Linked DNA regions of Mus musculus: region 2 is linked to region 1. The links are chromatin loops, found by intact Hi-C in ENCODE. Cell type or tissue: left cerebral cortex. All regions are shown on one strand.

The links. A loop is a pair of places that touch in the nucleus more often than their neighbours do. Peaks named below come from ENCODE experiments on the same cell type or tissue, not always from the same donor. Only the 100,000 strongest peaks of a DNase experiment are listed, where the experiment ranks them.
Region 2: a loop joins it to region 1, with 2.5 times the contacts of the local background. A loop is called at or near these places in 9 of 42 quality-filtered maps.

What each region holds. Positions count from the first base shown.
Region 1 is chr1:138,616,940-138,619,439 of GRCm38, forward strand. All of the region lies in intron 1 of Nek7 (NIMA (never in mitosis gene a)-related expressed kinase 7), which reads right to left. Among named protein-coding and RNA genes, the nearest start is that of Nek7, 1.6 kb to the right of the region's middle. In left cerebral cortex, a CTCF peak has its summit at 1,224; DNase peaks (open chromatin) are centred at 578, 1,200 and 2,358; H3K4me3 peaks cover 2,122 bases; H3K27ac peaks cover 1,605 bases.
Region 2 is chr1:138,128,841-138,131,340 of GRCm38, forward strand. The region is part of intron 1 of Ptprc (protein tyrosine phosphatase, receptor type, C); the gene reads right to left. Among named protein-coding and RNA genes, the nearest start is that of Ptprc, 45 kb to the right of the region's middle. In left cerebral cortex, a CTCF peak has its summit at 1,488 (motif pointing right); a DNase peak (open chromatin) is centred at 1,511.

The DNA.
Region 1 (2,500 bases):
AATGCATATACTTGGGTACAATTATATAACCAATGTTATATCAGCTATAATCTCCACAAATAAATTGTAGGAGGAAGAATTAAAATGGAACAACTTCAAAAGTATAAAGAGGTGGTTCTTTGAAAAACGTTGCAGTATTTGTAGAATTACAAATAAAGCAATTCGGAGTAAATAATAAACCACCATGTCATACAGTTCTAAACTATAAATTCCACACACCTTCTGAACTAAAGTAAGTTTGCTACTGCACTGTGGTTTAGCTTGTAAAGTAAAAGGTCTGCCCACACACTAATCAAATATTTGAAAAGAAAAGGTGAAAATGAGAACAGCTACCCTAAAAATTCTTATAATAATAAAATTGACTTTAAAAAAATTTCACTGGAATTTTACTTTATTTTAGTTTTAGCAAATGCTCAATACTTAATGTTTGTAGTCAGCCAGGGCTGAGAGCCACCAACTGCAGTCACCAGAAGCCTGGGACTGAGAGGGGAGTCCTGGCAGTACTTGTCTTTCCGGAGTGTAATTGCTCTGCACTTCAGCGTGTTGGAAACGGGAATGCTGGATTTTAATTTAGTAAGGAAAGACATGTCCGCAGCCTCTGCTCCCCTCCTCCACGAGTTCGGCCACCGGAACAGATGATTTCTTCTGTTTTACTAGGCTGGAGAGAAACTAAGTGTCCAGCGAAGAAAGTGTTTGTGGGAAAGGAATGGCGGGAGACAGGTATTATCCAGATAAACTTCAAATTACAAAATAGGTCTGTTTGTCTGAAAATGCAGTCTTGTCAATTTAAGCTAATGATTGTCTTAACCGTATTAAAATTGCCAAGCTGCCATAAATGTGTCTAATGAGATTTCTTCTGGTAGTTCTTGGTTTTCAGTTTCAGGCGATCTCGGGCAAAAGCCCCAGTCAGTCACGGACTATATTTAATTTGCTGACCAGGTTCGTTTCTTATCTCCTATGGTTTCGGTGGAAGCGGTGACTTCAACCTGAGCCCGAATCTTGAAAGTCAGCACAGGGCTCAAAGAAAACCAGAGCTCCCTCCCTCTATTTTTTAATGCAGTAATTTCACAAGACTGAGCCTCTCAACCCTTCTTTCCACCGGCCCACATCCTCAGACAAACTTGGCCTCCCTCGCCTAGCTCAGGGCAGCGGTAGGAAGTACCCGCCCTCCTGAGCTGGGGCCGGGTGTCCTCGCCGTTCACTGGCTGCAATGGCTGTCAGTGCCCTCAAGGGCGGGGACTCCCACCTTACTGTGGAATCTGAGGACTGCATGGTCACTGGGTCCAGATTCCCCTCCACTCCGCCCCAGAGTCTGTCCCTTCTGCACTTTCTCCAAAGGCCCTCCTCTCATCATCCATTTTTCTGACCCTCTAAGAAGTAAAGTTTCCCTCCACACGCCCCTACCCCTCGCCAGCCGAAGCAGAAGATGCAACGGTTTGGGATGTAAAGCAAATTATGGTCCGGGTCTCTCGGAGTGGTGGCAGATAGCTGTGAAGATGAAATAACTGCTTAGGTTGCATGTTAGTTCAATAAAGTGCACTGGCCATCACGAAATACTGCAGCCATGAATACTAGTGAGAAATGCTACAAAGCACTGCAGGCTTTATCTTTTATTCATCATTTTCAGAGTTTGTCCGGTTGTCCCAAACTATAAATTTTTGAGTATGAGTACTAAACCTTTCTTGGATCACATCAACATCCCATCGTCTAGAAGAGAACAGATTTATAATAAGCTTATTCGGAACATTATTCTGTAAAGCAACTCTATCAAAGCACACCGTCATGAACGTCAGTTCCTCCCGGGAACTGCAGATTCCTTGGAGGAGAAACTAAAGAGTGGTCCTAATAATGCTCTATAAACTGCGGGCATTGAATCCAATTACAACCTTTAAAGTTAGTAATCTCAAAAAGAAAAAAAAGTCCTTTACATCTCTAGATTGTTTTTGCTATATTCAGTTCCATCACCAGAATTGTAAAGGGCACAAAACATATCTTACTTTAAAGTAAATATATTCTTAGTGTTTAGCGCGGGCAAAGACTTAGGCTATTCGAGTATAGTATGTGAGTCAATAAATGTATCTCTTGTGGGTCTTCCAAGGCCTCTAGCACCAGGCGGAGGCTATCGACATTGCTTAGCAGCATCTTCCACGGCCTAACTTCACCTTCGCCCCACTGGGACTCAGCTCATACTTTGCTGCATCCCAGCCCTGGATCGGTTTCAATCGGACCTCGACCTGACTACCCCACCACTCACGCTCGACTGACTCCCCGGTCCGTGAACTTCACTTTTCTAAACTGGGCTGCAGCCGAATCGGTTGAGCCAATCCTCGAGCTGTAAATAGCCAAGGTGACCAATGAGCTCAGCCCGGAGGCGGGTCTTCGCTGGAGTTCCTCCTGTCGGAGCCCGGAGACCTGTTGCCGCCACCACCACCGTCGTGGAGCTTCCTGGGGTCGAAGCGCCCGGACTCTGAGCTCCTGCAGCCAGCGGCCTGCACCACGC
Region 2 (2,500 bases), 490 kb before region 1:
ACAGACACAAAGACAGAGACAGACATACAGAGGACACACACACACACACACACACACACACACACATACACACACACACACACACACACACACACACACACACCTTAACCTTATTTGAAATAAAATTGCAGTACTTCAGAACTACGGTTTAGAGCCAATATAAGACCAAAATTGCTTGTTTTGTTTACAAAGTCCTTCCAGGTAGATTTTTCAATACCAGTAGCTCTCTTATTCGACATGATAAACAGCATGGAAAAAGATTAACCTGTCAAAAATTCTTTTAAAAATAACTCCAAATAATTTTTTAAATCATCTAGAGTATAAACTAATCACTTTAAGAAACTATGAATTCTCCTCGGCAATAAAGATTCAAAGTACACATAAATATCTCCCAGGTATTACCCATTAAAGGAAAAAACACAAAAGAAACACTATGAATCTTAAGGCAGAAATGCAGTAAAGTTGCCCTACAGAGATAGCCTAGTTATAAAGCCACTATCTGAAAGCCATCCACGCCCATGTTATTTAAGATCTTTTGCATATACTAACAGCTACCTCTGTGGATACTTTACATATCAAATACACTGGAAGGCAGAGGGCTTCACATGAATATTTATAGGAGTTGTGCTACTTAAGATCTACAACAGTTAGAGATGTGTCTGTCATGTTTCTGGAAATCTTTCTAAATTACCTGAATAGATTATCACCAAAATCATAAGTAGACATAGCCTTCGAGGATCCTTATTGTTACACAGAAAAACCTGAAATGACTGGGTGGGGGGTGCATTTAGTTAGCACATGGCCTTCCATTTGACTGCTTACAGGGTCACAGAGTAACCTGCTGGGGCCCTGCAGAGCAAATGAGTCTAAGTAGCATTCTGATCAGCTCCCTCTATAGCAGCAGCACTATCCACCCAAAGCAACCCATCTGCTGTCAATACATCTGGTATTGAGAAATAAAACCTTTGCAAAGTGACTCATAACCAGTGCAAATAGGATGAAGTGTTAGTAAAAGTAACATCTCATCTCTCTCTCTCTCTCTCTCTCTCTCTTTCTCTCTCTCTCTCCACACACACACATATATATATGAATGTCTGTATATATATGTATATGTGTGTTTTGTGTATGTATACATATACACATACACATACGCATATGCAAACACATACACACAAACCCATATGTATGAACAAAATTTAGAAAAAATAACAATAGCTGAAGAAAAAATACATGAAGTAGGCGTGTAAATTAAGAACAGTACGTTTACAGGTAGATGACAGTAAAGTGGAAGAAAATCACTTTTCTAAAATATGGATTTTAAAGTCTTTTTCTAAAATTTGTAAATGCAACAAGTATAGACACACACACACAATCAGGGCACTCTACACACAAGCATAGACACTCAGTGTGTCTATGTGTTACAGAATCTTCTACTCTTCTGGTTACACAATTTTCCTGTCTTTTTTTTTCTTTAGCAATATTTCAGTAGATGGCACCAGAGAACCAGAAATCTGTAAATCATCACCTGGTGAGCATTTCCCCATTATAATCCTGTTGTGAATTACCAGCGGAATTGACTAGATACATTAAACACGTGAACATGGAGATGACAGAGCCCTTGATCTTCAAAGCTCTGTTATTCTAACACGTGTATTGTTAACCGAATTTACCTTTCCCAATATGTTTCTTTTACAACTGGAAATGTTTAAATGTTTGCAAATCAAAGTTACCTTGAAGTCACACCCCTAAGTCTGCCATCAGAGATTTAAGAAAAAGTAGGAATCAGTTTGAGTGGAAATGACATTTCAAAGGACATATTTGGGCTTTAAATATCATCTATTCCACCACCAACCTCCCTTCCAAAACAAAAGGAAAGAAAGAGAACCCCGTGGATCCCATGAGGGGATTTAAGTCTGTCTGCTTTGCAAGGACAGAAGAGTGGGAGCAGAATAGAGGAAATAATACTTACTCTGGGTACTAGCCTAAAAAGAAGAGGGAGTGTTTTGAAGATTTGGAATGTATATCTGCATAACTTCCCTCCATGAGCCCAAAGGCTGTACAAAAGTGGGACCAGTGGATAAACACAAAAGAGGCAGCCAGAGCAGCATGCACGCTTTCTCTTCTTAGTGTGGCAATATCAGTGGGCATCAATAAAAATGGAGGATTGCATCTACTATGTCCATTCTATAAATGGTATAAATGGTATATTCTACCCTAGAATGGTAATTCTAGGTATATGATCTGGTCTGTAATGACAAAGGAGTTCTGATCAATGTTACATAAACTGTGCACGGTAGCATAGCCATGTAATCCCAGTTAGAGTCACAATTTCAAAACCAGACTGGGCTGCAGAGTGAATCCAAGGCCAGATTGGGCAACTTGGTAATATTGTGTCTCGAGGGAAAAACATACAAGGTAAGAGTTCTGAAGTGGAGAGCATTTGACTACCATGTGAGAACGTCTGGGATCCTTCTCCAGTAATACACACACACACACACAA